2 separate regions of the Homo sapiens genome follow, and region 1 is linked to region 2. The links are chromatin loops, found by intact Hi-C in ENCODE. Cell type or tissue: adrenal gland. All regions are shown on one strand. Links, peaks and the distances in the headings refer to the core of each region. The heading gives the core; the rest is flanking DNA. Region 1 overlaps LRIG2-DT (LRIG2 divergent transcript). Region 2 overlaps TAFA3 (TAFA chemokine like family member 3).

Region 1 (15,781 bases), core at 5,969-10,968, 320 kb before region 2:
CTAAAAATACAAAAATTAGCCGGACGTGGTGTCAGGTCCCTGTAATCCCAGCTACTCTGGAGGCTGAGGCAGAAGAATCACTTGAACCAGGGAGGCAGAGGTTGCAGTGAGCTGAGATCGCACCATTGCACTCCAGCCTGGGCAACAAGAGCAAGACTCTGTCTCAAAAAAAAAAAAAAAAATGCACCATCCATCACCCATCATTCCTCATGCTCCTCTGTAATCCATCCCTCACTCCCCCACCCACCAACCCTGTTTGCAGACAACCACTGATCTGCCTTGTCACTATAGATTAGTTTATACATTAAACTCTTATATAAATAAAATAGTACAGCATGTACTCTTTTTTCTTGGCTTCTTCCACACAGTATAAGGTTTCTGAGATCTGTCTACATTGTTATGTGTATCAATAGTTGATTCCTTTTCATACTTTTGTATTTCCATGGTATGGATGTACCTTAATTTGTCTACCCATGCATTATTGATGGACATTTGAGTCATTTCCAGTTGTTTATGACAAATAAAACTGTTCTGAATGTTTATGTACAAGTCTGTGTACACATACAAACCAATCTGATTTGAATAACTGTTAAAACAACAATAGCAACAGCTGTGAGTGACTGAGGAGAGGACCTGGGTAGAGTGGTAGTGGCAACATGGGAGCTGTTTCCTTTTCAATGTGTGAGTAGCAAACATTTTAATAAAGTTGTAAACATCCAGTTATCCAAATGTTTACAAATAGGAATTATTGCTGAGCGTGATGGCTCACGCCTGTAATCCCAGCTCTTAGGGAGGTAGAGGCGGGAGGGTAGCTTGAGCCCAGGAATTCGAGACCTGCCTGGGCAATATAGCGAGACCCTGTTCTCCACAAAAAGGAAAAAAAAAAAGAGACAAATAGGAATTACTGAGTTTATTGCAAACTTAGATTTCACCAATCCAAGTGCCCATCTAGTATAGGCCCAATGGGTATGTCACCACTTCTGGAAGGAATCTGGAGAGGCCACCAGCCATATTTTCCTTGCAAACTTAGAAACATTGGAAATAGCTGGGCGCGGTAGCTCACGCCTGTAATCCCAACACTTTGGGAGGCCGAGGCAGGTGGATCACCTGAGGTCGGGAGTTCGAGATCAGCCTGACCAACATGGAGAAACCCCATCTCTACTAAAAATACAAAAAAATTAGCTGGGCGTGGTGGCACATGCCTGTAATTCCAGCTACTAGGGAGGCTGAGGCAGGAGAATCACTTGAACCTGGGAGGTGGAGGTTGTGAGCTGAGATTGCGCCATTGCACTCCAGCCTGGGCAACAAGAGTGAAATTCTGTCTCAAAAAAAAAAAAAAGAAAAGAAAAAGAAACACTGGAAATAAACTCCCTGAGGACAGGAACTTAGGTCACTGCTCTATCCCAGTACCTAGTGACCTGACACATGTACACACAAATTATTCTTTTCTAAGCAGTTCATTCCCTTTTTGGACAGTTCCAACGATTATAAACTTACATGGAGCAGATAAGTGATCTATCTTTTTGCCCTAATTATGCCCTCAGGAACCATATTTTCTAAATAAGACTTTAAAAATATTTTAAAATAGCTCCACTCCCTTTACTTCTCTAAGTTAAACAGACCCAGAGTCTTTAACCGTTTGTTAAAGCACCGTTTAACTTAGGAAAGTACTGACCAGGTCTTCTTTCTTCTGAAAGGCAGTGTGCTTAGTGACTAAGCATATGGGTGGAAAAGTCTGCCAGATCTGTGTTCAAATCCTGAGTATTGTGGTATGGTTTGTGGCAAATTCTTAATTTTATTATGCCTTAGTTTCTTCGTTTGTGGAGTGAGGATAGTAATAGCTGCCATACAAGATTGTTGCTAGAGTTAAATGAGAACATTTTTGTTGTTGTTGTTGTTGTTGTTTATTGAGACGGAGTCTCGCTTTGTCACCAGGTTTGAGTGCAGTGGTGTGATCTCGGCTCACTGCAACCTTCGCTTCCCGGGTTCAAGCGATTCTCCTGCCTCAGCCTCCCGAGTAGCTGGGACTACAGCATGCACCACCATGCCCAGCTAATTTTTGTATTTTTAGTAGAGACGGGGTTTCACCATGTTGGCCAGGATGGTCTTGATCTCCTGATTTTGTGATCCGCCTGCCTCGGCCTCCCAAAGTGCTGGGATTATGGGCCTGAGACACCGCATCCGGCCTGAGAAAATGTATTTAAAGCCTCCTGCACAGTGTTCTTAGCATTAAATATCTCCCAGGTTTTTTTCATTTGTATAAATTTAAGAAATACAGTTTAAGGAGTGTGGTTTTGTTACATGGTTATATTTTGTAGTGGTGAAGCCTGGGCTTTTTTTTTTTTTTTTTTTTTTGGACAGAGTTTTGCTCTTGTTGCCCAGGCTGGAGTGCAATGGCGCGATCTCGGCTCACCGCAACCTCTGCTTCCCAGGTTCAAGCGATTCTCCTGCCTCAGCCTCCTGAGTAGCTGGGATTACAGGCATGTGCCACCAAGCCCAGGTAATTTTGTATTTTTAGTAGAGATGGGGCTTCTCCATGTTAGTCAGGCTGGTCTTGAACTCCCAGTCTCAAGTGATCTGCCTGCCTTGGCCTCCCAAAGTGCTGGGATTACAGGGGTGAGCCACTGCGCCCGGCCAAAGTCTGGGCTTTTAGTGTATCTGTCACCTGAATAATGTGTACATTGTACCCATTAAGTAATTTCTCAACCCTCAACCCCTCCCACCATTCTGAAGCTCCGTCATTCCACACTCTATGTATAGGTGTACACATTATTTAGCTCCCACTTGTAAGTGAGAATATGTGTTATTTGACTTTCTGTGTGTGAGTTGTTTTACTTAAGATAATGGCCTCCAGCTCCATCCACATTGCTGCAAAAGACATGATTTCATTTGTTTTTATGGCTGAATAGTATCCCGTTGAGTATATATACCACATTTTCTTTATCCAATTATGGTTGATGGATACTTAGGTTGATTCCATATGTTTGATATTGTGAATAGTGCTGAGATAATCATATGAGTGCAGGTGTCCTTTTGATATAATGATTTATGTTCCCTTGGGTAGGTACCCAGTAGCGGGATTACTGGATAGAATGGTAGTTATTTTTAGTTTTTTGAGAAATCTCCATACTGTTTTCCATAGAGGTTGTAGTAATTTACATTCTCACCAATGGTTTTTAACCTATTGGATTACTGACATTTAAATAAATAATAGCATGTTAATATCCAGTGAGGCTTCAGAATATTAACTGAGTATTCATAGGCAAATTACTCACCCTCTGTGCCTCATTTTCTTCATCTATGAAAATGGAATAATGACAGTACCAACTTCATAAGATTATGACAATTAAATAAGTTCATGTATGTAAAATACATAGAACAGTATGGTACATGCAAATGTTACATAATTACTTGTTTTATTAGTTATTAGCCAAAGGTATTGGTGTGTATATCAGACCCTGGAGAGGGAGGAGGTTTACAGTGGAGAGACAGAAACACTGCAAAAGTGCATCTGACCATCATTTCTTTCCCAACTCCTCCTTGCTAATTCCATTTTCGGGCACCTCTTCCTTTTCCCTTGGCCTCCCCAGAAACTCAATTCCCCTCAATTTTGTTACACAAGCAACTGACTTCTCTACCCCCTATTCAACCCCAGGCCTTCTTTGCAGAGCTAGCTTTGTGACTGTGCCCTGCTATCCTGTGAGCATTTTCCCCAGATCCAACCCCTCAGGACCACTTCGAGCTCTCTTTTCCTTTTGCCTCCCCCAATAGCTTCTGGGAAGAGCAGGGAATAAGATAGAGATTTATTTCCCCACCAAACAGAATTTTGTCATCTCTCTTAGAAGAAGAAGAAGCAACAATCAATTCTTACGTTAAATGGCAATTTTAATTATTTTGACTCATAAACATTTTAAAAACATATTTTAACCACAGTTAAAAATACATATTTTAAACATATTTAAACATATCCTCCATATTATGAAATTTCAGTGGTGCGTTACCTAGGTCTTGATGTTTTAATGAGTGAAGTCTGTGAAAATGAGGTTCTAAATGCTAATCAGGGTTTCCTAATTCTGAGAAAGAAGTCAGGAAGGATGTCGTTAGCTCATCTGACCACAAATGTAACACTGATTCTGCCTAGGAGAGGAAGAAAATAAAGCAAAACGTGAGCAGTGCTGCTTTCTCAGCCTCAATTAACACGAGAACACCATCTCCTCCACTCTCTCCCAAGGACCTGACAAGACAGGCAGAAGCCCTTGTTCTTGAACAATTCAGAGGGTTGGTAGGAAGGTCTCCAGGGAGATACTGGACCTCCTGCCACTAACTGCAGTTGGGCTCTCAAGTGATTAATGGAAAAATAAAAGATGAGACTATATTTATATCCCAAACTGTGGAGTATGCCATACCAGTGACACCTGATTATACGGCTAAGTGTTCCAAAATTCATCAGCCTGAGACTACAGAATCAGGTTACATTTTCTCTTTTTTTTTTTTTTTTTTTTTGGGACAGAGTCTTGTTCTGTCTCCCAGTCTGGATGGAGTGCAGTGGCGCCATCTTGGCTCACTGCAACCTCTGCCTCCTGGGTTCAAGCCATTCTCTTGCCTCAGCCTCCCAAGTAGCTGGGATTACAGGCATGAGCCACCACGTCAGGCTAATTTTTATGTTTTTTTTTTTTTTTTAGTAGAGACAGGGTTTCACTGTGTTGGCCAGGCTGGTCTCGAACTCCTGACCTCAAGCGATCCACCCACCTAGGCCTCCCAAAGTGTTGGGATTACAGGCGTGAGTCACTGTCCCCAGCCACATTTTCTTTTCTTTTTTTTTGAGACGGAGTCTTGCTCTGTCACCCAGGCTGGAGTGCAGTGGTGCAATCTTGACTCACTGCAACCTCTGCCTCCCAGGTTCAAGCAATTCTCCTGCCTCAGCCTCCCAGGTAGCTGGGACTACAGGCGCGTGCCACCACGCCCAGCTAATTTTTTGTATTTTTAGTAGAGATGAGGTTTCACCGTATTAGCCAGGATGGTCTCGATCTCCTGACTTCGTGACCACCCGCCTTGGCATCCCAAAGTGCCTGCATTAAAGGCATGAGCCACCATGCCCGGCCGACATTTTCTTTAATATACAAATTTCAATGATTCCAATCGTCTTCTCTGGAATATGACAAGCTAATTCTTTTTTTTTTTTTTTTTGAGTCAAAGTCTCGCTCTGTCACACAGGCTGGAGTGCAATGGCGCAATCTTGGCTCACTACAACCTCTGCCTCCCAGGTTCAAGCGATTCTCCTGCTTCAGCCTCCTGAGTGGCTGGGATTACAGGCACACACCACCACACTCGACTAATTTTTTGTATTTTTAGTAGAGACGGGCTTTTGCCATGTTGCCCAGGCGGGTCTCAAACTCCTGAGCTCAGGCAATCAACCCGCCTGGGCCTCCCAAAGTGCTAGGATTATAGGTGTGAGCCACCGCGCCCGGCCTGAGAGGCTAATTCTTATTATTAGACTTCCCTTTACTTAATTGTTTGTTTGTTTGTGGCAGGAATACTGGGAGAAAGTCAATATGACCCTGGCATTTGCAGGTGTCCTCCCCAAGTACATTTGCCACCCTTGCTGTGCTCCATAGCTCTCAGGTCACCTGATGCCATCTAGGGACTGACTTCTCCCTGACTGCTGTTGCTTTCTCCCCGAGATGTGGTTCCCCAAGCCTGGACACAGGCTCTACCCTTTACTCCCCAAAGAATACCTAAAACCAACAAGTAGGTGCCAGGAAAAAAAAGCCTGACAGAAGTTTTGAGGATCACAGAAGGGAATGACACTAAAATTGAGGAAAATCTAAACACAAGGGGATGTCCCATTGCTCTTTGAATCTGTTAGCCCACACCCTCCCTAGGGTACCTTCTACCAGGGCTGGCTTCATGGGCCTGTGACCTATGCCATCACACAGGTCCCCAGTCTTAGAAGGGGCTTCATGCTTAGTGTTCTGCTGTCATCATCTTGAAATTCTTAATAATTTTTGAATAAAAGATATCCTGAATTTTCATTCTACACTTAGCCCTGCAAATTATGTAAGTGATTCATGCCTTCTAGTAACCATTCTTCTCTTTAACCCCCTACCTGCCTGTATGTGCAGAGACCAGTCCCACATCTTGCCAACAAAAGCGCCCATGATTATAGTCAACTCAGGCACACTATTGCTCCAGAGATGCAAAAAACCTTGCTCACGATGAAGACTTAGGAGTGACGAAATTGTCCTTCAAGTACCATAACCACAAGGTAGTGATACGAACAGATAACCAGCATATATTTGGGGTAATATTGGCAAAATTATCCAAATGTGGTAGATTCAGATATTTGGTCCCATGTAGACCAAAAACGAAGCAAATAAAATTTTATTTAAAGATGTTTGTTTTGGTTAAAGGGCTTGGCCTCACTTAGATGGACTCACCCTATACATGAGGGTGCTTGGGGGAGAGGCTAGAGTGTTTCATGACACAAAAACATTCTATTTGTTTTATTATTATTATTATTATTATTATTTGAGATGGAGTCTCGCACTGTCGAGCCCAGGCTGGAGTGCAGTGGTGGGATCTCGGCTCACTGCAACCTCCACCTCCTGGGTTCAAGCGATTCTCCTGCCTCAGCCTCCCGAGTAGATGGGATTACAGGCACCCGCCCCCACGTCCGGCAAATTTTTTGTATTTTTAGTAGAGACTGGGTTTCACTATGTTGGTCAGGCTGGTCTCGAACTCCTGACCTCAGGTAGTCCACCTGCCTCGGCCTTCCAAAGTGCTGGGATTACAGGCATGAGCCATCGTGCTGAGCTGACACGAAAACATTCTGAAGAATTTGGCTATGGCACTGATCTCCAGCCCACCTGCACTCTCATCTCCACCCCCAATTCTCCACCTCCTACACCCCTCCCCCTACTCCACCTCAGCCCCTTAGGGCGATTTAAGTAATTTTCCAGACCTGACTCTGAAGTTATCTTCCCAGCAGGAGTCGCAAGGGTGAGTGGTAGAGGGGTGAAGACCTTCAGTGACCAGCTATAGTCTGAGCTGGGAAGGGACAAAGGCAAGAAGAAGGAGGAAATGGGTCACTGCCCATGGCTGGCAGAGCAACTGCTGTGCCTGAGCTTTTATTCTGTGAACAAATCTTTGCTCTCTTCACCAGTGACCCACATGAACTGTCATTCCCAACTGCAATAAAGTGGGGCAAGGGCTGAGAAGGGCTGAGAAGGGCTGACTCCACAGCTGTGGAGTAAGAGTTCCCTGGCAGGAGAAGAAAGACTGAAAGACACAGGGCTTTCATGGAGGCAAAAGAAACAAAGAAAGTCTGAGACAAGGAGATTAAAAAACAAAAACAAAAAAACAAACAAAAACCTCTGAAAAGCCTAATTGCCCCTAAATGCCTCGACACCAAAACTTTGTCATTTTTTTCTTTTTTGTGGCTGTCTTCCCATTTTATTTTTAATTATTTTTTTTTTCCGAGACGGAGTTCCGCTCTTGTTGCCCAGGCTGGAGTACAATGGTGCGATCTTGGCTCACTGCAACCTCTGCCTCCCAGGTTCAGACGATTCTCCTGCCTCAGTCTCCCGAAAAGCTGGGATTACAGGCGTGCGCCACCATGCCTGGCTAATTTTTGCATTTTTAGGAGTGACGGGGTTTCACCATGTTGGTCAGGCTGGTCTGGAACTCCTGACCTCAGGTGATCCACCCGCCCGGGCCTCCCAAAGTGCTGGGATTACAAGCGTGAGCTACCACACCCAGCCTGTCTTCCCATTTTAAACACCCTTTATGTTCCAAGTGAGGTAAAGGTGAGGAATAAAAGGGAGAATGGTTGCAGAGCCTCATTAAGCTGGGAGCTAGGATCACAGGAGCTAGTGGAGATCTTGGGTGAATCCTACTGTTTCTTGAATGAGTCCTAGAAACGCCCGCTCATTTGGCTACTTCTTCCTTTCCTGCACACAGGAATTTAACAAGATTCTTCTACAGCCTGGTGACTTTGTGATCTCTTAGCCTTAGTCATGTCCTCTTTCCCTCCCACCCTAGCCCCAGAGACTCTTCCTCTTTTCCTTGGCAGTTCGAGTCCCAGAGTGTTATTTATCAGTCAGCAGCAGAGGGCGATCTGGCCCCGGAGAATGACCCGGTCAACTCGGGCCATATGCCTGGGTTGCTAATGACTTGCAGCTCCATCAACATAAAGCTGAATTCTTCACAAAGGAACACTGTCACTAAGCTTTTTCCTTTTCATTCTTGAAAGCTACACTGCCTTAGCTAACCCCTTCCCCCTCCCGCCTTCATTCCTGCTCTCTTTCCTCTCCCAACCTCTTGGAAGCAGCAGGAAATGAACAAGGTCCACAGTGGAGAAAAACAAATCCCAGGGCCCTGCTGAGGAAAACCACAGGAAAATGACCAAGTGGCATTAGCAGCTGCAGGAGTTTTAGGTAGCTGTGTGGTGTGCGTGTATGTGTATGTGTGTGTGAGAGAGAGAGAGAATCCCACATAGCAGTACTTTTCATAGTTTAGCATAACATAAAAATCACCTGGCGAGCTTGTTAAACCACAGCTTCCTGGGCCTTACCCAGGAATTCCCGGGGCCCAAGAATTTGCATTCTTAACACTCCTAAGGTATTTTAATGATGCCAGTGGAGGACTGACCACATTTTGAGCAGCACTGCTGTACACAAATGCAGTGAAATAGAATGTATAGATCTGAGCCAGGGGCTTGCTTGGATAACATCCTGATATGATGGCCTCCCCCAGAAGAGTCAGGCCAGATCCTTCCAATTCCAGGCCAGAAGATTTCATAGATCAGCCTACAGCTGTTCCCTCCCCTTGAAAAAGAAGCAGAGAATGTATCAACAAGAGCATTGTTTGGAGAGGGCTGAGCTCAGATAATAGGCTGGTTCTCCATTGACTGTTTCTTTCATCCCAACTGGCAGAAGAATCACAGAAGGCCCCTCCTTTCCCCTCCAGCAGAGATGGATGCTCTACCTACTTAAAAATCAAGAATTCTTCTGACCTTGGCTGTGTCCAACAACTCATGCCCAGAGGCTTCTGACCTGTCCCCTCCTTAGCACCCTCCAGATCTGAGAACCTCCAGAGTCACAAAGGCCTGTGGAAAGAGCTGGTTATCTTCAAGATACCCAGAGGCGCTTGGGCTGATTTAAAGGCACTACTCCCTTCTGTTTATGCAGCAGAAGATAACAAGACAGACAGAAGTGCTGCTATGGTCTGAATGTTGATGTCCCCACAAATTCATCTGTTGGAATTTAGTCCCTGATGTGATACCAATCAAGAGATGGGGACTTTAGGAATTGATTAGGTCAGAAGGCTACAGCCCCCATGAATGGGATTAGTGGCCTTATAAAAGAGGCTGGGGGGCCTGGCGTGGTGGCTCACGCCTGTAATCCCAGCACTTTGGGAGACTGAGGCAGGCAGATCACTTTGGGTCAGGAGTTCTAGACCAGCCTGGCAAACATGGTGAAACCACATCTCTACGAAAAATATTAAAAAATTAGCTGGGCGTGGTGGCGCATGCCTGTAGTCCCAGGTATTCAGGAGGCTGAGGCAAGAGAATCGCTTGAATACAGGAGGCGGAGGTTGCAGTGAGCTGAGATCGCGACACTGCACTCCAGCCTGGGCGTCAGAGCAAGACTCCGTCTCAAAAAACAGAGCTGGAGGGAGACTGTGAGACACATTTAGAAAGCATCATTTATGAGGAACCAGCCCTCTTTGGCAGCTTGATCTTGGGACTTCCCAGCCTCCATATATGGTACCAATCCTTCTTTAGTTTTAGTGTCCATATCACAGAAGGGCTCATGTTGTAAAAGAAGTCAAAAGCAGCCTTGAATAATCAGAACCCTTCTGCCAGATTGTCTAATGTCAATTTGTTTTCTAGAACTACTGCTTCTACATGTTCTTCCTCTTCATCTGGCTCTGGTTTGGAAGCACTTATCTCCATCAAGTCATCTTCTGTTAATTCCTCAGGTGTGGTGTCTATTAGCTTTTGAATTTATCCAAGATCTGTATCTTGAAACCCTTTATCTCCCACCTTTTTTGGGACATCCACAATCTCTTTCATGATTTCCTTGATTGCTTCTGTCATATATCCTGATAAGTCATGCACAACATCTGGACACAGTTTTCTCCAGCAGGAATTTATTGTTTTGGGCTTGATGGCTTTCATAGCTTTTTCTGTAACAATGATGATGTCTTCAATGGTGTAATGCTTCCAGACTGTCATGATGTTCCTATCAGGGTTATCTTCCATACTGTTGACAATCCTTTCCATAGAGTATCATGTGTAATGAGCCTTAAAGGTCCTTATGAACCCCCCATCTAGAGGCTGAATTAGAGACATATTTGGGGGCAAATAGACCACTTTGACACCTTTGGTGTTGAACTCATGAGGTTCTGGGTGGCCAGGGGCATTGTCCAATATCAAAAGAACTTTAAAACGCAGTCCCTTACTGGCAAGGTACTTGCTGACTTCAGGGACAAAGCATCAGTGGAACCAATCCAGAGAAAAGGATTCTCATTATCCAGGCCTTCTTGTTCCACAACTAAAAGACTGGCAGCTGGTATTTATCTTTTCCCTGCAAAGCTTGAGGGTTAGCAGCTTTACAGATAAGGGCAGTCTTAATCTAAACCTGACTGCATTTGTACAAACAGTAGAGTTAGCCTATCTCTTCCTGCCTTAAATCCTGGTGCTCGCTTCTCTTCCTTACTAATAAATGTCCTTTGGGTCATTTTTTTCCCCAGAATCAAGCACTTTCATCTGCATTAAAAACCTATTCAGGTAGATATCCCTTTTCCTCAATGATTTTCATAACGTCTGGAAAATCATCTGCTGCCTCTTAGTTGACAGAAGCTAATAATTCTCTTGTTATCTTGACATTTTTAAACCCAAACCTCTTTCTAAAATTACCAAACAATCATTTGCTAGCATTAAATTCTCTCGCTTTAGATTTCACCTTCTTTTTGCTTCAAGTTGTCATATAATGACTTTGCTTTTTCTGGAATCATATTAGACTATATACGTATGAATTTCTTATAGCAATACCGCACCAATATAAATATATTGCACCAAAATAAATATAAAATAAATGCAATATAAAAGTTGCATTTTCAATACAAGATATAAAGGTAGTTTGCAAAAAGTGCAAGGTTTTCATGACTGCTGGTATAGCTGCAGTGACAGTTTCACAAATTTCCTTTCCTTTTTTTTTTTTTTTAATGGTTCTTATGCTGGATTCATTTATCTCGAAATGGCAGACAAGTACAAGCTGCAGGCCTCAATCTGTGGAAATATCAAGCAATTCAACTTTTTGTTGTAATGATATAACTATTCTGTGCTTCTTGGGAGCACTTCCAGCATCACTAATGGCACTTCATATGGTCCCAAGGTGTTATTCAAGGTTTATGGTATTGCACTAAACATGATGAAAACTATGTGAGAACTGAGAGATCACTTTTTTTTTTTTTTGAGACAGTGTTTCACTCTTGTTGCCCAGGCTGGAGGGCAATGTTCACAATCTCAGCTCACTGCAACCTCCGCCTCCTGCGTTCAAGCAATTCTCCTGCCTCAGCCTCCCGAGTAGCCAGGTTCAAGCGATTCTCCTGCCTCAGCCTCCCAAGTAGCTGGGATTACAGGCGTGCACCACCATTCCCGGCTGATTGTTTTTTGTATCTTTAGTAGAGATGGGGTTTCACCATGTTGGCCAGGCTGGTCTTGAACTCCTGACCTCAATTGATCTACCCACCTCAGCCTCCCAAAGTGCTGGGATTATAGGTGTGAGCCACTGTGCCCAGCCTACTACAGTTAATTGTATGCAGTTATGATTTAATACTGCATCTCTATATTTGTTTGCATTTATTTCCACTGTGAATGGTGCAAGTGTTTGTAAGTGTACTTATGTGTAAGTTTTGATTTTTTTTTTTTTTTTTTTTTTTGAGACAGAGTCTTGCTCTGTTACCCAGGCTGGAGTGCAATGGCATGATCTCGGCTCACTGCAATCTCCGCCTTCCGGGTTCAAGCAATTCTCCTGCCTCAGCCTCCCAAGTAGCTGGGATTACAGGCATGTGCCACCACGCCCGACTAATTTTTTGTATTTTTAGTAGAGACAGGGTTTCACTATGTTGTCCAGGCTGGTCTCGAACTCCTGACCTCAGGTGATCCGCCTGGTGGCCTCCCAAAGTGCTGGGATTATAGGTGTGAGCCACCATGCCTGGCCTCTGATAAATTTTAACTTTTTATAATGGATTTATATATCTTTTATGGCAGTAAATAATAAAGTACACTAGTATCTACATATATTTTATGCATTTATGACACACTCAACTTTTTCTTTTTTTTTTTTTTTGAGATGGAGTCTCGCTCTGTCGCCCAGGCTGGAGTGCAGTGGCGCGATCTCGGCTCACTGCAAGCTCCGCCTCCCGGGTTCACGCCATTCTCCCACCTCAGCCTCCCAAGTAGCTGGGACTACAGGCACCCACCACCATGCCTGGCTAATTTTTTGTATTTTTCTTTTTTAGTAGAGATGGAGTTTCACCGTGTTAACCAGGATGGTCTCGCTCTCCTGACCTCATGATCCACCCTCCTTGGCCTTCCAAAGTGCTGGGATTACTGGCGTGAGCCACCGTGCCCGGCCCAACTTTTTCTTAATTTAAAAAACATTTCTGGGTTGGGCGCGGTGGCTCACGCCTGTAATCCCAGCACTTTGGGAGGCCGAGGCGGGTGGATCACGAGGTCAGGAGATCGAGACCATCCTGGCTAACATGGCGAAACCCCGTCTCTACTGAAAATACAAAATTAGCTGAGCATGGTGGCACATGCCTGTAATCCCAGCTACTCAGGAGGCTGAGGCAGAAGAATCGCTTGAACCCAAGAGGCGGAGGTTGCGGTGAGCCGAGATCATGCCATTGCACTCCAGCCTGGGTGACAAGAGCAAAACTCCATCTCAAAAAAAAAAAAAATTAGCCAGTGTAGTGGTGCATACCAGTAATCCCAGCTACTCAGGAGGCTGAGGCAGGATAATCGCTTGAACCCAGGAAGTGGAGGTTGCAGTGAGCCAAGATCGTGCCACTGCACTCCAGCCTGGGTGACAGAGTGAGACTTTGTCTCAAAAAAAAGAAAAAATCTGAGTATAAGTGGACCTGTGCAGTTCAAACCCATGTTGTTCAAGGGTCAACTGCACATTTCTCTTACAAGAGTAACTTTCCAAAGCTACTCCTATGTCTGCAATTTCTCAAAATAACCAGCCGGAAATTATTAATATGCCAAAAAGGCATGTTTTGGGGTGGCATATTTCTGTCTCCTACAGTCATACTTAAATGTGGTATCTCCTGAGTCCCAACACCCTCAGGAGCCCATAGTTTAACTGGATACAAAGACTAACAAGAAAATATATAGTAAGAGCAAATAAACCAAAATGTAGTAAAAGCATGGAGATAGCAGAAAACCCTCAAGGGCATTAGCGGAATGGGAACACATCCTGAAAGAAGGGATTGAGATGAGATTTGAAGGGTGAATGTGAGTTCATCAAGGAGATCAAAGAGCAAAGACTTGAGAGGGAATCTTGAGTCGTGGGATATGAAAAAATAGTGGGTAATGCTGAAATATAAAGTGCAGTCAGGGATCACAGGCCCCTTTCTGTTCTTTTATAGCACCTGGCACTTCAGACCACTTCGAGCATTTATCACCACTTCTCAACCAAAAGGGTGACCAAATGGGATTATTTGTTTCACAAACCCCTGTAAGAACTGTCAGCAGGGAGTGCTTTCCCTTCTAAATCCCCTCATGGCAGGGAAGAGTACTGGATAGGAGTAGGGGTAGATTTCCCTCTGGAAGGTCACTACACCAGAAACGCCCCAGGAATCTGGAGGTTGGTTTTCTCACATGGAACAGTCTGTTTGGCTCTGGCAGCTAAGAGGCTAGCAGTTCTACTGTGCCAAGCTATAGGAGATGAATGAAATGAGCAGAAACCACCAAGAGGCCAAGAAGACCAATTAGTGAGCATATGAAATCTACCCCCAGAGACTCCAGAATGACTCAGAAGATCACTGAGAGGGTTATAGGTTGTGTAAATCTGGTGGGGTAAGGAACAAAGAGCACTGCTTGGTTACTGCTACCATGACCCAGTTTCTCCCTCTGGGCAGGTGTGGCTGGGAGAAACACATTTAACATGGAGATCATTAGGGCTGCCAGTAGTGGTTAGGGTAGGTATGTAAATACTTTCCAAGGAGTACAGGGCAGTGGTTAGTTTCAAAGAAATCAATTTCTAGATCCTCAATTTGATGCGCCCCAGAGGACATCTGCAGCCCTGATTTTCTTTTCCCATCTCATTTTCTCAATTGCCCTCTTCTCACTTTATCAAAAAAAGTTTATCTCTTACTCTTCCCTAATCCTGACAAATGATGCATTACTCTGGGGTGAAAAAAGCATGTAAGGCATCAAAGGGACAATTCCAAATTTTTTTTTTTGAGACGAAGTCTCACTCTTGTCCCCCAGGCTGGAGTGCGATGGCACGATCTCGGCTCACTGCAACCTCCGCCTCCTGGGTTCAAGCGATTCTCCTGCCTCAGCCTCCCGAGTAGCTGGGATTACAGGAATGCACCACCATGCCCGGCTAATTTTGTATTTTTAGTAGAGACGGGGTTTCTCCATGTTGGTCAGGCTGGTCTCGAACTCCCGATCTCAGGTGGTCTGCCCACCTCGGCCTCTCAAAGTGTTGAGATTACAGGCACGAGTCACTGTGCCCGGCCATAAAATGTTTTTAATCACTAATTATATTAGTACAAGATTACATAGAAATGGATTCAAAATATGATTTCAAAAAAAAAAAAAAGAAATAATGTAAAATTAAAGAGTGTGATATGAGAGCTGGGAGGATGGCTTGAGCCCAGAAGTTTGAGACTGCAGTGAGCTGTGATGTGCCACTGCTCTCTAGGCTGGACAACAGAGCAAGACCTTGTCTCAAATAAATATATAAAGATAAAAATTTAAAAAAAAAAGTGTAGTCATGAATTTTCTAAATTGATGATGGTAATATCAAATTACTATATTTATATTCCTGTAGATTCCTTTAAAAGGGTGCTTTCGGCTGGGCTCAGTGACTCAAGCCTGTAATCCCAGCACTTTGGGAGGTCGAGGCGGGCAGATCGCCTGAGGTCAGGAGTTCAAGACCAGCCTGGCCAGCCAGGTGGAACCCCGTCTCTACTAAAAATACAAAAATTAGCCAGGAAGCTGAGGCAGGAGAATCGCTTGAACCTGGGAGGCGGAGGTTGCGGTGAGCCGAGATCATGCCATTGCACTCCAGCCTAGGCAACAGAGTGAGACTCCTTCTCCAAAAAACAAAACAAAGTGCTTTCATAGTTTTATTATATTAATCACAAAAAGCCAGTAATTCTATCTTACAGCTCTTTAAACTTACAATGAAAAATGTCAGTTGCTAACTTTAAAACGTACAAGGGGGTACATGGTTTTTCAAGTCTCTTACAAAATATAAGAACAAAAACATTTGACGACCATGGTTTTAGGCCAACGTCATTTCTGGAAGGGGAAACCTAGAACAGCCTAAACTTGCCTTTTCTATTTGGCACCATTCCATGATTCCCCCAGGGCAGGGTGAGAATGGTCTTCAGCTTCCTTTGCAAACCCTTTCAGCCCATTCCCAGTAACTGGCATAGGTTACTCACCTTGGAGTCACACAGCCTGACTCAGTCATGTACACAAATACTTGGGCACTCTTGGGCAAGGTACTGAATCTCTCTGTGCCTCAGTTTTCTT
Region 2 (15,530 bases), core at 10,531-15,530:
ACCATGTTGGCCAGGCTGGTCTCGAGCTACTGACCTCAGGGGATTCTCCCGTCTTGGCCCCCCAAAGTACTGGGATTACAGGCTTGAGCCACTGCGCCCAGCAGAATGAGGGTTTCTTTTAAGGCAATAATAGAAGCATCCTGCTCCTGTAATCAAACCTTGAGCTTGGCATTTAAAGTCCTGAGCTCATCATTTTCTTCCTCCACATGTTTGAGTACACTTAGAAGCAATCAACGAACACTCCTTTGCTCTCTATTTCCATTAAAATGTTCAGTGGGGGCAACTACTTGGCCAGCCAAAGACTTGCCTTTAAAGACGTTTGTATTACAGGTGACTACAGGTGATAATTCATGTACCTCTCTTGCCACTGCATGCCATGATTTACCAGTGTCACCTATACCAATGGTAATAGGATCATTAATGCCTTTCAATCTAACCAGATCAGTTCGAAATTTTTATCCCTAATGTTCTATTCCTCTGGAGCCATTTCCAATACCTACTTGATGTTTATGATTGATACTAATGGTATCGGTCAGGGTTCCATCAGGGAAGGAGAAACACTAAGAGTGTTGTGTAATAAGAGATTTATTATGGGAGGGTGGCTTTACAGAATTGCTGGAGAAACTGGGAGAGTAAAGGTTTGAATGAAGAAGTTGGAGGACCAGAGAAAAGCCACTAATCAAACTTTCTGGACTCAGGAATGCCAGCTGCTGGAGCAGGATCCTAGAGAGGAGAAGTTTATGAAAGTCTATTGCCTCTGTATCTGGGGTTGGTCTGGGCTTTTCAGTTTTTGTTGGTCGGAAGGGCCAGGAGTTGCCAAGTAAGGCTAAATGTGGAGTGGGTGAGAATAAGTATAACCTGGAACCTGCTGACACTTCTAACCTATGACAGCCTTCAGAAAGTAATTGTGGCAGCTGCTTCGCTTCTCTGCCTTACAAATCATTCACAAATTAATCTTTTGGCCAACTCTAAACCAGAACCACGCAGGGGATGGGATTCTGGGAAATGTAGCTCCAGCTTACCCAAACTGACACAATACAAAACTACCACATGCCATTTACTTAGCTGCTTGATATTGAATGAATTATTTGATGTCTATGAGTCTCTCTAAGTCTCTTTCCATCTCAGAGTCTGGGCATTATCTTGTGTGAGAGGATACTTTCCTGGATTTCTGGAAGATGCCCTATTGCTGGGGATCCCCTGTTTACAAATCCCTTGATGTGGGTGATGTCTCCTTCCACTGGCCACTTATGACTCCCTCTCAGACTCCTGGCTTCGGTAATCCCTCCCTAGCTGGGTTCACCTCTCTCTTCCAGGCAGCCCTCTTGGGCAGTCCACTTTTGGCCTGTGGAAAACATGCAAACATCGCGCTCTGCTGAGCTCTTGGGGGCAGCTCACTCTCAAGGTGGTCCTCTGGACTCTCTCCAGAGCAACCAGCCAGCCATAGCCACTCGCCTTCAGATTATTTTCAGGTCTGAGTTCCTGGGTCCCATACGCTCCAATGGATTCAAGTCAAGCTCTTGGAGTTCTTCTCTGGAACCCCCTCTGAAGTGGCTTACAGTAAGAAAGAATCACACCATTGGCCAGGGTGGAAGAAAGTGACAACTCTCTCCAGTCAGATCTTCACTACCGCCTGCTTTTCAACCTTAGTTCTTAGCCCTTTCTCATGCAGTCTGGAGGTGGGTAACAGCTATTCATCACCCCTTTTGCAAGTCTAGCATTTTGATTTAGAATGTGGGAGGAGTTTAGTATAGTTGATAGTCAATTTTATTTTACCTGATCTTTAGGGCCTCTGTCCGAATTTTGAGATGGGAAGAGTCCCATTTAATATATGTTTGACACATGGTAGAGTTTCACTAATAGAAGCTACGGTGTATCGCCAATCACCCAGCCTTGTGGTCAATCTAGCCTTTTAAAAATGGCTGGAATCCACTTCCTCTAGACCAGACTGAAGGGGAGTTTGTACCCTCATGTATGGTTTGAAAGGTAGTTGCTTGGTCCTCCTTATGCCCAGTCTACATATCTATTTTAAATAGAGTGTTTAGAGCCATATGAGCCCAGTAGCTGCTGTGCCCATGCACATGCCTAGACTCACGCTTGATGACAAATCACAAGTCCCAGGAAATCAGAAACCATCTTAGCTGCTCACATTGTGGGGAAGAGGGAAGTGAGCCTTCCTCTGTTCTGGAGTCCATCTCAGCCATAGCAGGAGGAGTGGGAATGTGCAGTTGTGTGCTGGGTTGTGTGCTGCCAGTGTGCCCTGGGCTGGCACCTGTCTTGATGAGTCAGTCTCTGTGCTAAACTGGTTTTTATGTATTGTGAATATTGTCCTTGCTTGTAGGCATGGAGATACTCAAATCCACAGACACACAGAAACACCAGCAGCAAGTCCGGTCTCAGTGGCTCACGCCTGTAATCCCAGCACTTTGGGAGGCCTAGACGGGCGGATCACGAGGTCAGGAGATCGAGACCATCCTGGCTAACACGGTGAAACCCCGTCTCTACTAAAAATACAAAAAAAAAATTAGCCGGGCGCGGTGGTGGGCGCCTGTAGTCCCAGCTACTCGGGAGGCTGAGGCAGGAGAATGGCATGAACCCAGGAGGCGGAGCTTGCAGTGAGCTGAGATAGCGCCACTGCACTCCAGCCTGGGCAATAGAGCGAGACTCCGTCTCAAAAAAAAAAAAAGAAACACCAGCAGCATACATGCACACACAATTACATCTTCACACATGGGTGCACATGCAGTTATTTTCCTTAAGCTTAAAAGCAGAAGTTACATGAACCTGGAAAATATGAACTGAACTGATCTAGGGTGTGACAGCATATTAGGGAAGCATCTGTCCTGAAGTCTTTCTCTTGGCTTCTTAGTCTTTACGTCTTCATTTCTTTGCTTGTTAGATATCACAGGTGGCACTGGAAGGGATTAAAGCAGGCAGAGGCACAGCCTCAAATATATATATGTATATATATCCCTAAACTCAGGAAAACAATGCAGAGTCATCATTTCCAGATTGCAAAAGTATGTTGAGAAAGATTCAACTAAAACACCAAGGCATCAGTTGGCAAAATTTTTGTACAAAGGCTCAGATAATGGGCTGGGCGTGGTGGCTCATGCCTGTAATCCCAGCACTTTGGGAGGCCAAGGCAGGTGGATCACCTGAGGTCAGGAGTTCGAGACTAGCCTGACCAATATGATGAAACCCCATCTCTACTAAAAATACAAAAATTAGCCAGGTGTGGTAGCGTGTACCTGTAATCCCTGCTACTTGGGAGGCTGAGACAGGAGAATCGCTTGAACCCGGGAGGCGGAGGTTGCAGTGAGCCAAGATTGCACCACTGCACTCCAGCCTGGGCAACAAGAGCAAAACTCTATCTCAAAAACAAAAAACAAAGGATTAGATAAATATTTTAGACTTTGTGATCCATATGGGCTCTTCAAAATGACTCAACTCTGCTGTTTAGTATAAAAATAGTCAGACAGGAAGACACAAATAAGCATAGTTAAGTTCCAATAAAACTTTATTTACAAAAAGGCAGCAGGCCAGATTTAGCCCATGGGCTTTAGTATGCAGCCTGAAGAACCCAGAAGCCATCCAAGTGGCTTCGCTGATCTCTCTAAGGTTAACAGGGGCTCCATTCTGTCTCCTTGAGAAAGGATAAAAATCAATTGTTTTGGATGTGGCATCAGTTCTGTTCTTATTATTTTGTGCTGTGCATTGTGTTCTTCTGAATGAGTGATCTCAATCCCTCTTTTTTGTTCCTCCTGCCCTCCTTCTGTGTATATATCTCTCCATGTTTCCCATTCTTCATTCTGTTCCCTTGCACTCGCAAGGTTGATTGACTTTAGAATGGGACACTTTCACATTCATCCTTGTTAAAATCCCAGCTTCTTTTCAGGTTCCTCATCTAAACTTGATGTGTAGTAGTAGAAAGAACACCGTCTGGATCACTGGACAGGACACATCAACAGCTTGCTATGTGACAAATCACCTAGCCTCTCTGAGCCTCCCTTTTCTGTCAAATGAGGGAGTTGGCTAACTGGTCTCTAAAATCCCTTGCAAGCTGGGTGTGGTGCCTCACACCTGTAATCGCAGCACTTTGGGAGGCTGAGGCAGGAGGATTGCTCGAGGCCGGACGTTCAAGACAAGACCAGTCTGGGCAACATAGGAAGACCCTGTCTCTATTCTACAAAAAAAAAAAAAAGGATGTGGCAGCACATGCCATTAGTGCCAGCTACTCAGGAAGCTGAGGTGAGAGGATTGCTTGAGCCCAAGAGGCCAAGGCTGCAGTAAGCCATGATTATGCCACTGTACTCCAGCCTGGGCAACAGAGGGAGACACTGTCTCAAAAAAAAAAAAAAAAAAAAAAAAAAAAAAAAAAAAGAAAGAAAGAAAACATTAAAATCCCTTCTAGCTGTAAGCTTGTGATTTTAGGAAGTTGCAGCCTCAATCCAGGCAACTGTCTGGGGACCGTTAATTAGGATGTCACTCATAGGCCTCAATGAAACTGCTAGGATGCCAACAGAAGTTAGCCACATGATCTCCTGTGGTTGGTAACCTTCCTAAGGCCTTCACAGCTGAGGACAGTGTGGGTACCAGCTAACTTCAGGGACTGAGATTCCAATCCAGTAAGGGGAGAAGAGGAAGATAAATGACTCCAGGAACCCTATGTTCCAGGAAAATTAATTTGCATTTTTAAACTGTAGCTAAAAAACGCACATAAATATTGATTCAGTTGGAAACAGGACCCTAGGATGCTATTGTGGGGGAGGTGGGACACTTTCCCTTCTCCATCAGACCCTCCTATGTAGGGGTCTTCTGGCTATATAAAAGATACCCCTCAAGGCCCACCAAAAAAATATATGAAAAGGTAAGGAGGAAATGAAGGCTTGAGGAGTTAAAAAAAATGAATTAGGAGTTAGCAAATTCCAGCATGTGTCAAAGGAAAGAGGTCTTCTCTGTAGCAGGGGTGAGGGAGGTCAGGGAAGGTTGCAGAACCCAGACTTTGGCTGAGGCAGAGGCTGGCAGTGGTTGGCAACTCAGGAGAGAGTTTGTATAGCATGATCCCTGCTCTCAGGCTCAATCCCCAGCTCAGAGCCCACCAGCTTGTGGATGCAGCAGATGGGCAGGGGGCTCGAGCCCTCTCCCTCCTTCCTGGACACAGTCTTGAGGGTGCAGAATGACTGGAGAAAAGCCCCTATTCTGGCCTCCAGGAGAACAGGCTGTTATTGTCTGACTCTGCTAAAGCTGTCTCATTTGTAGCCTAAATAATTCACTCACCAATCTCTCAAGAAGCATTAGGAGAAAAACAAAACCTGACCCAGCCCTCATGCTCAGGTTCCCATTGCACAGAAGTCAGGCAAGGAGGCTGGGAGGCAGTCCCACACTGCAGAGATGGCCTGCCTTCAAAGGTTCATCAGATTGGCATCCTTCTGAAACAGACCCAGATTCTGTTTCTATACAGCTAAGACTTGAGCTATTAATAAGACTAGCTTTTGTATATTAAAGATATTTTAAAACAAAATGAAACAAACAAACAAACAAAAAATCAACAATAAAAACAAAGAGTATGCAACAGAGACTGTATGTGAGCTGCCAAGCTTGAAATATTTACTATCTGGCCTTTTCCAGAAAATGTTTGCCAATCCCTTAATCCATCCCCACCCTCCATCCTCCAACCTTAAAGGAGGTAATGACGATCTTCTTCTTTTTTTTTTTCTGTCTAGCCACTATTTTATTTTATTTATTTATTTATTTATTTTAGTATTTATTGATCATTCTTGGGTGTTTCTCGGAGAGGGGGATGTGGCAGGGTCATAGGAAAATAGTGGAGAGAAGGTCAGCAGATAAACATGTGAACAAAGGTCTCTGGTTTTCCTAGGCAGAGGTCCCTGCGGCTTTCCTTCTGCAGTGTTTGTGTCCCTGGGTACTTAAGATTAGGGAGTTGTGATGACTCTTAAAAGAGCATGCTGCCTTCAAGCATCTGTTTAACAAAGCACATCTTGCACCGCCCTTAATCCATTTAACCCTGAGTTGACACAGCACATGTTTCAGAGAGCACAGGGTTGGGGGTAAGGTTATAGATTAACAGCATCCCAAGGCAGAAGAATTTTACTTAGTACAGAACAAAATGGAGTCTCCTATGTCTACTTCTTTCTACACAGACACAGTAACAATCTGACCTCTCTTTCTTTTCCCAACATTTCCCCCTTTTCTTTTCGACAAAACCGCCATCGTCATCATGGCCTGTTCTCGATGGTCACTGTCTCTTCGGAGCTGTTGGGTACACCTGCAGAAAGGCTGTCACTTCACACTTGGAAGATTGCACAGCGGCCAGGCAGAGGCGCTCCTCACTTCCTAGACGGGGCGGCGGCCGGGCAGAGGCGCTCCTCACTTCCCAGATGGGGTGGCGGCCAGGCAGAGGCTGTAATCTTAGCACTTTGGGAGGCCAAGCCAGGCGGCTGGGAGGTGAAGGTTGTAGCGAGCCGAGATCACGCCACTGCACTCCAGCCTGGGCAACATTGAGCACTGAGTGAGCGAGACTCCGTCTGCAATCCCAGCACCTCGGGAGGCCAAGGCGGGCAGATCACTCGAGGTCAGGAGCTGGAGACTAGCCCAGTCAACACGGCGAAACCCCGTCTCCACCAAAAATACAAAAACCAGTCAGGTGTGGCGGCGCGTGCCTGCAATCCCAGGCACTCGGCAGGCCAATCACGGGAGTCCGAGGCAGGGAGGTTGCAGCGAGCTGAGATCATGGCAGGAGAGGGAAGAGGGAAGAGGGAAGAGGGGAGAGGGGAGAGGGGAGAGGGGAGAGGGGAGAGGGGAGAGGGGAGAGGGGACGATCTTTGACCAACTCCCTACCTACCCCACCCCATGAGCCCACCATCGGCAGAGATTCTGAGTTGTGAGTTCTGATATTTACACTCTAGTAAGAAGCTGGCACCATTGTTCACCCCATTGTCAAAAACAAGAAAATAAACTGGAGTAGGGCAAGAAAAGGGGAATATCAGTCTTGGTTCTACTGAGCAGGGAGGGAGGGAGAAGCTGAGACTCAGCCACAAACTATCATCTGATTTGTCTTTCTGAGGGTCAGAATTCAGCATCGTCCAGGTGGGTCTCTACTGACACCCCCCTCCCTAAGGCCTTGGTGATCTCAACACCCACAGTCTCAGAGGCTGCAATTCTCTTACTGATGAGATATCTAAGTAGCCCATGCCTCTGAGTCCCTGAAGCCTATGTGTCATCCCTGAGCCATCTAGTGTCAGCCTGACTGCACTGACCTTTAATTCTAAACGGAGGCTCTAGCCTTCCACCCCTGCTGCCCAGCAGGGGCCTTTGAAAAGAGAAGACTCTAACCAGTTCTACATCCCACCCAGAATTTCTCCTGGAGCCAGACCTTCTGAGAATCATAGCCCAAAGACCCCAGAAGAGATGGGTCAGAGTGGGCAATGGAGATGCCAGCTGAGCCCCAGCTGTAACTGAGTTGAGTGACCTCTGGGTGTCATAAGGCCTGCTTGAAATTTGGAGGATGAGAGTAGAGTGGAGACCAGATGGTCCCACATCCCGGTGTGTGGATATTCTGGATTATTTCAGACAGGAGAACAGTGACCTTAGTAAAAGTCTCTGCTCTAGCATCTCCCAAGAAAAATGTTGCTGCTGTCCAGCCTGTACTTTGCTGGTTCCAGTAACTTGACATAAAATTAACATGGGAGGCCTACGTTGGAATCCTATTATTCAGGCTAGTGGAAAGTCATCAGTCTTAGAGGTCTGGGAGCCCAGGCTATGAGATCTTGGGCAAACTGCCTCACCTCTCTGGAGCTGCTTCCTCATCTGTTAAAATAAGCAAACAAACAAAAACCTGAGGTGCTTGGATGGAGATGATTTTAAAGTCCTGTCCATCCCATACCCAATGAATGGCCCATACCTGTGCCAAAGATTTGGGAAGTTATTTGGCTTTATTTTTACTTTCCTTCCGCAAGTCAATCCAATCCCATCCAAATGAGATACTGCTGGTCTGGCATAAGGGGAGAGTGTTTTCCTGCAACATGTTAACAGCTTGCTGGGGATTCAGAACTGATGCGAAAGAGGGAGGTGGTGGGTGCTGAATGTGACCTCTTGTTTCTATGCCCTGTGGCCACAGGGTATCTGAAGAACTGTGGGAATCTCATTCCCAAACCCCCATCATGCCATAGCATGTGGCCCAGAAGCCGCAGTCTGGTATCAAGTACTTTAACCTAAATTATCTAAATTGTCTGTCATCAACTCTCCAATTCAACTGGACATTCCTTAAGGGCAGGAATTGTGTGTTGACCTTCGTGTCTCCAGAAAAGCCCAGCTCCACATTAGGTATGTGATTGCAGATCCATCCATATCTGCTGAGCAGCTTAACTGAAATGCCCCGGAAAGACTGATGCTGCATTTGACATGAGGCATGTAAGTGAATCCCCATCTTTCCTGGCTGATGACTGGATACCATTCTTCAGTTCACGGCTCAGTCAAGCCTTTCTTGTCCAGGCCGTGACCCCCAAGAGCTATCGTGTGACCTGGTGAAGAAGCGAGAGGGTAAGGTTAGAGAAGGGAATGCCTATTCCATTCCAGCATGCCAGAGACTACCCAGAATATGCAGGTCACTTAGAGGACATTGCTGCCAATCCTCTCACCCTAAAGCAGGCCGGAATGGGAAAGCATGGCCTGGTGACCCATGCAAACATACGTCAGACAAGCCTCCCCACTGTTTGCTTCAGAGTAGCTACCCAAATTGCAAGCACTTCCTTACAGGCCACAAACCCAAACCTATAACATGGTGACAAATGTCACAAGCTCTGTAGTGGGTCTCATTCTCTTCTGATCTTAAATATACTCAGAATGGCTGTCCCTCATCCCTGCCTCCGGATAGAGAGAGGATGCTCTACTTTAGAGCCAAACTTTTTCTTGCTGTAGCTCCTTTTGTTGTGTGCTCTGTGAAAATGGTTGCTCTCTTCAGAAGCCAAAGGCTGCCTTTCCTTCTCTATTTTTTTTTCTTTTTTTCTTTTTTTGAGATGGAGTCTCACTCTGTCGCCCAGACTGGAGTGCAGTGGCATGATCTCTGCTTACCGCAACTTCTGCCTCCTAGGTTCAAGCAATTCTCCTGCCTCAGCCTCCCAAGTAGCTGGGATTACAGGCGTGTGCCATTATGCCCAGCTAATTTTTGTATTTTTAGTAGAGACGGGTTTTCACCATGTTGACCAGGTTGGTCTTGAACTCCTGACCTCTTGATTCACCCACCTCTGTCTCCCAAAGTGCTGGGATTACAGGCATGAGCCACCGCACCCAGCCCTCCTTCTCTATTTTCTTATGTGTTTGCTTGTTTGCTGTGTGTGGTGGGAGGGAAGGAAAGCCAAAGGCAGAACCCTGGCTTGCCCTGCAGTGTCACTCTTCTGTACCAATGGTGACGGCAGAGCAATGCGGCTGATTAGCCATGACACACATGGAGCTGCTAACGAGTTTGATAAAAAATTTAATTACCCCTTGTTCTGTGGAGCAGGCAGCAAACCATGAAAATAATAATCCTCTTGGGTGCTGTGACAGTGGACAGAGAAATCTGACTAGAGGAGGGTAGGTATGAACTGTAGGGAGTCAACAACAGTGGGAATGGGGTGGGGGTGGGGGATGGTCACGGCAGAGGTGAGTGACAGAGTGACTACTGTACCTGGAGCTCAGGTAGAAGTAGCAATTCCTCCCTCAATTATCTTATAATTTTTCCCATTCTCGACTATGTTTTTTTTTTTTTTTTTTTTAATATTTCAACTTTTATTTTAGATTCAGGGATTACATGTGCAGGTTTGTTACATGAGTATATTGCATGACACTGAGGTTTGGAGTGCCATTGATCTCATTACCCATGTAGTAAGCATAGGACCCAATAGGTAGTTTTTCAGCCCTTGCTCCCCTCCCTCTCTCACTGCTCTGGTAGTCACCATCGTCCACTGTTCCCATCTTTATGTCCATGTGTACCCAATGTTTAGCTCTCAGAAGTGAGAACATGTGGTATTTGATTTTCCGTTGCCATGCTAAGTCCCTTAGGATCATGGCCTTCAGCTGCAACCAGGGTGTTACAGAAAACATTATTTTTTTTATGGCTGTGTAGTATTCTATGGTATATAAGTGCCACATTTTCTTTATCCTATTCAATGTTGATTGGCACCTAGACTGATTATATGCCCTTGCTATTATGAATACTGCTTTGATGAACATACAAGTGCATGTGTCTTTTTGGCAAAATGATTTATTTTCCTTTGGGTATATACCAGTAATAGGATGGCTGGGTTGAATGGTAGTTCTGTTTTAAGCTCTTTTTTTTTTTTTTTTTTTTTTTTGCTGCTCTAATATGTTGTTTTTTTTTTTTTAAATTATACTTTACGTTTTAGGGTACATGTGCACATTGTGCAGGTTAGTTACATATGTATACATGTGCCATGCTGGTGCGCTGCACCCACTAACTCGTCATCTAGCATTAGGTATATCTCCCAATGCTACCCCTCCCCCCTCCCCCCACCCCACCACAGTCCCCAGAGTGTGATATTCCCCTTCCTGTGTCCATGTGATCTCATTGTTCAGTTCCCACCTATGAGTGAGAATATGCGGTGTTTGGTTTTTTGTTCTTGCGATAGTTTACTGAGAATGATGATTTCCAATTTCATCCATGTCCCTACAAAGGACATGAACTCATCATTTTTTATGGCTGCATAGTATTCCATGGACTATGTTTTTATAGGCCTGATATTTTCTGGAGGCAAACTAATTCCAGGCAGACAGGAGGAAACCAGCGTATATGGACATCAAGAATCTTCCCAGGACACACTGGATTTCAAGTCCTGACCCCCCTAACTCCAGTCCCCAGTGAGAACAGACCTGAGAGGACTGTCTGTGAATTTCATGGTTCACGATCTCACCTTGGGACACTGACATCCTAGACCTCCAAGGCTCCTGTGCCCCCTTTTCTGCCCTTGGTAGAGAGGGAAGGGGAGGGTGGGATGAGGTGCCCACCCAGGGTACCTTGGTGGTTTTGACTTTGTGTCCACTGCTGCAGCTCCATCCCGACAGGTCCGGGAGCACCTTACACTCCTCCCCCGGCAGGCAGGGCTCCATCTGACACCACCATCTCTGCAGGACGATGGAGGCTGTGGGAGCAGGAGGCGGAGTGCAGCTCTAGGGTCTCTACGAGCACAGTGGGCAGCCAAGAGCAGGTCTGCGAATGAGGTGCACGTTTCCACACACCCCTGGCCTTGAGCCATGCATTTCCCTTGTCTTTCCCCTACTCCAGGCTGCCCAGAGAGGCAGTACTCAGCCTGAGGCCTGGGGACGTAACCCTCTCAACTTTAATCCCACCGATCCCTGCATCTCCCCAGACAGTGACGGGTGAAGGCAGGCAAAAATGTCTCTAAGGTGACCATGTCACTAGCATCGATGCACAACCAGTATACTCCCTCTGTGGTGTGTGAGCAAGGGTGTGAGTCGTCTGGAGGGGTCTACAGACCAGGAGTGCATAGCTGGCATAGCTGGTATGCGCGTGACACAGTGGGCATGTGTATGGGGTGCCAAATGAGTGTTAGGGTAATGAGTGTGGGTGTGAAGGATCACACGTGTCCACATAGGAAAGTGTGAGAGAAGGGCTGAGAAGGAGAGGAGAGTAGGCTGAGACAGCCAGGGGAAGGAGCAGCAGGGGAAGGAGCTGGAGGAAGTGTGTGGGGAGAGGAGTGGGGCTGTGTGAGGGAACGCTCCTGTGTGTGCAACAGGCAGAGGGCACGTGAGTGTGGGAGGCTGTGCGCATAACAAGAGCTTTTCTCATCTATGACACAGGGATGGCCACGTCTGCCCTCTTCTCCCAGAGGGGGCCCCACCATTTGAGACTGCTCATGAAAGCCCTGAGACGGGTATGAAATTGTATCCCCAGCAGATGGCGAGGCCTGAACAGGCCTCCTTATGGCTCTGCTCAGGGCCCTGCCCGGGTCCTGGCCTCTCACTCACCGTCCACGCAGGAGGGCTTTGCCCGCGTGGTGCCGGCCACCTGGCCAGAAAAACAGGAGCATTTCACCGTCTGGGAGCGCTCCTCGATGCGGTTCCGGTTGCAGCAGCGGTGAGCCGCAATCACCTCGCAGGTGCCCTGCTGCACAAGCACTGAGGGGAGCCGCCCAGGATCAGACGCCCAACACGCCCGACCCCGCTCCCTCCCGCCCACCCGGGCTGGCCTCCAGCCCCTCCTCCCTGCTGCAGGGAGGGCTATGGAAGAGACTGCCAGTGGCAGGGGAGGAGGAAGTGGATGAAATCTTCCCGCCGCTTCACAGAGCTCCTATTCTTCCTCCCTCCCCTGTGAGGCCTGTGCTCTTCACCCTTTGGCAGAGCACGGCCCCTGGGCAGAAGACAGAGTCCCGCACCAGCCCCGCCTCCCCAGCTTCCTCAGGGTGAGGGCAAGGGCCCCAGGGCTTACAATGCGTGGGGAGGATCATCCGCTTACACAGGCTTTAGCCATCCCAGAAGGAAAACCATAGAATTAGGCCAGGAGGCTAGAGATAAGCCCTCACCCGAGGGCCTCTCTCACTACAGAACACCTTCCAGCCTGGAAGGAGAGGTGAGCAAAGGGTCTGCCCAGACCTTCTCTGGGGCGGGACAGCTGGGGTGGGCAGAGATTCCTGGGTAAAGAGCAGAGGAGGAGCCGGAACCCCTAGAATCTCTGGATTTTACTCTGCCTGGGAGACCTGCCTGCTATGGAACACGGTGGAGTGGTGTCCAGCTCCCCAGGTGTCCTGGGAAACTCCCTCCCCGGGCCCTGCCACCTCCTCCAAACCTGTGGCAGTGGGAGGCTGCAAGGCAGCCAAGGTCAGGTGGGTCCACAGCCAGGCCAGGCACAGTGCCAGCAGCCAGCCGCCCGTGCTCCAGTTCCGCTCGACCCTCTCACTCATCCTGCGGAGAGAAGCACACATTCTGCTCAGCTCCAGGCAGAAGCTCCCCTGTGCACCTGGGCACCTTCTCTGTGCCACACACTCTGGGAGGCACAAAGATGGGGAGGAGGCACACCTTGTCCCCAGGCATCTTTCGACCTGGCACAGAGTCATGCAGGCAGTAGTGAGTGCTGCAGGAAGAAAAGGAGAGCCTTTGGAGGAGACAACATTTAAGAGGCATCTTGGAGGATGAACTAGCTATGGGCCCATGGAGGGTCGTGACATGGGAGGGACAATAATACTGACTCCTACTCTTTGAGTGCTTGGTTCCAGCACTTCACATGCACACTCTTGAATTCTTCACAACTGTCCTACAAAGCAACATTATTATTACCTGTTTTACAGATGAGAAAACCAAAGCTCAAAAAGCTAGGACATAACCTAAACAACCATCAGTAAAAGACTGGCTGAATACATCGTAAAGAGTCTGTACAAATGCAGTCCCATCCAGATAGCTGTAAAAAAACCAATGGGGAATTGCTTTATGTCCTGACACATGCAGTGATCTCCAGTGATAATCCACTGTTAAGGGGGAAAAAAAGCAAAGTGTAGAATGGTGTGTATACGATGTGTATAAGGCAGGCCAGGAGTGGTGGTTCATGCCTCTAATTCCAGCACTTTGGGAGGCCAAGGCAGGAGGATCACTTGAGGCCAGAAGTTCGAGACCAGCCTAGGCAACATAGCAAGACCCCATCTCTACAAAAAATTAAAAAATTAGTCAGGCATGGTGGTGCACACCTATAGTCCCAGCTACTCCAGAGGCTGAGGTGAGAGGATCAGGAGTTTGAGGCTGCAGTGATCTATGACTGTGCTACTGCACTCCAGCCTGGGCAACAGAGTGAGACCCTAGCTCAAAAATAAATAAAATAAAATGTGTATAAAGGAAGGATTATCTATGTTGCTCAGATATGCATAAACTAGCTTTGAAAAATATATTTTAAAACTAGTAATATTGTTTGCCATCCAAAAGGGAAACTGGTTGGTTGGGAGATGGAGGTAGAAGAGAGACTTTTTCTCCTGATTTATTTCTTGCTTTTTGAGCTGCCAACCACGGGAATGCAGTAGCACTTCAATTTAAACAGAATTTAAATTTAAAAAGGAAGAGGTGAAACCGAGGCTAACAGAAGTCAAATGACTTGCCCAAGGCCAGGCAGCATGTGGGTGGAAGAGTTCAGAGCCTAGAAGCCTGCCCTCTGCCCACTGCACCACCTTGCCTCTGTTCTCTTCCCCTTTCCTTTTCCTCTTTCATCGTTGATGGTTTGGGCCTCCCAAAGCTACCCTGAAGGGTAGGCTGGAAATGGAGGGAATCCTAAGGAAGCAAGAGGCACAGAGTAGCTAGGAGCTGCCCAGCCATTGAAGGGAGCAGGAGAAGTCCCAGGATGCAGCAAGGCCAAAAGCTCAGGGGTGAGCCTGGACCACTGCTGGGCCCCCACAAGTGCCAGTGCAGCTTTGGGAATACCAGAGGCCAAACCAACTGCTAGGACCCAGTTGCTCCTCAGATAGGGTACTTGATCTCTGTCCACCCCCGCTACTCCCCATCTTCAATGTCTCCCCACTTACCTTTTTGGGGATCTTTCAGTTTCTGTCTGTTCATCTGCTGTCCTCAGACTCACTCCACCTGGACAAGTAGGAAAGATTCATAGGGGGTTGCAAAGGATAGAGGGAGCCGATGGCTCTGCAGGGGGTGAAGGAGAACCTGGGAGAGGGCAAGGGGGTGGGCTGGGCACTGAAGTTCAGCCCAATTCTGAAGCTGTTCTCAGGTGCCAGGGCAGGGACAGTCTCTTCTGGCCTGGGAATCTGGAGGGGCTCTTGCAGACTCTGGGATCACACAGGGTGGTGAGCCTGAGAAGGGTGGCCTGAGGGAGTTTCTCTATCCCAAGAGTGAAGCAGGGTGATGGTAGGGAGGGGTCTAAGAATCACAGCTGTCATCTCTCTGGCCTTGGGAGGGAGCTGAGGGTCAAGGAAGGAGCAGAACCTGACAGATTCCTGCTGGAAGAGGCACGTGGGAGATACCTGAGGCCCTGATCCTCTTTGCTTCCACCTCCTACCCACTATGGCACCTGCTTCCTGGACTCACATGGAGCTGGCTTGGCTTAGCATCCCTTGCCCCCATTCCCACACCAGAGGGCTGGAATGGGGACACTCCAGGTCCCTGAGCCTTTGAAGGCCACAGCCTCCAATAGCTTTCCATTTCTCCCTAAGAACCTCTCTTCCCTCACCTCTCTAAAGGGAGGCAGAACTGAAACATATAGGATGGTGGGGCCCCGGAAGGACAGAGACCCCTGAGTCCTAGCTCCTAGGAGCGAGAGCATAAGGGGAATCTGGAGGAACACAGAGAAGAGGTGCCAGTTCCCAGGGGATGGGTGTGCTCCCTGGGCTGAGCTTCCCACTCTTCTAGATGTGCCTCTTTCCTGAGTAGAGATCTCTTCTCCCTGCCCTCCAGGAACCCTCCTTTTGACCATCACAAATGCAGCTTTGTCTTCTCTCAGGTGATCCTATTTCCCTCTGAGCTGCAACATCCTCCAATCCAACTCAGGCATCTCTCCTAGGAAC

Evidence for each region. A loop is a pair of places that touch in the nucleus more often than their neighbours do. Peaks named below come from ENCODE experiments on the same cell type or tissue, not always from the same donor. Only the 100,000 strongest peaks of a DNase experiment are listed, where the experiment ranks them.
Region 1: it touches region 2 in a loop (3-fold over the local background); 78 of 110 quality-filtered maps call a loop at or near these places.

Annotation. Positions count from the first base shown.
Region 1 is chr1:113,035,142-113,050,922 of GRCh38, reverse strand. It overlaps LRIG2-DT (LRIG2 divergent transcript), which reads left to right. Exons shown (of 3, transcript NR_103777.1): 2 at 2,362-2,500. Among named protein-coding and RNA genes, the nearest start is that of LRIG2-DT, 30 kb to the left of the region's middle. RefSeq lists enhancers at 6,444-7,363, 7,962-8,256, 8,285-9,204 and a silencer at 8,052-8,101. In adrenal gland, for the core only: a CTCF peak has its summit at 8,116 (motif pointing right); a DNase peak (open chromatin) is centred at 8,112.
Region 2 is chr1:112,719,642-112,735,171 of GRCh38, reverse strand. TAFA3 (TAFA chemokine like family member 3) reads right to left here. Exons shown (of 6, transcript NM_182759.3): 2 at 14,538-14,595; 3 at 12,824-12,939; 4 at 12,007-12,156; 5 at 11,035-11,159; 6 at 7,937-8,543. The coding sequence starts at 12,938. The coding sequence ends at 8,532. Among named protein-coding and RNA genes, the nearest start is that of TAFA3, 8.5 kb to the right of the region's middle. RefSeq lists a silencer at 11,124-11,328. In adrenal gland, for the core only: no CTCF peak of the experiment used is centred there; DNase peaks (open chromatin) are centred at 11,781, 12,221, 12,661, 15,151 and 1 weaker place; H3K4me3 peaks cover 598 bases.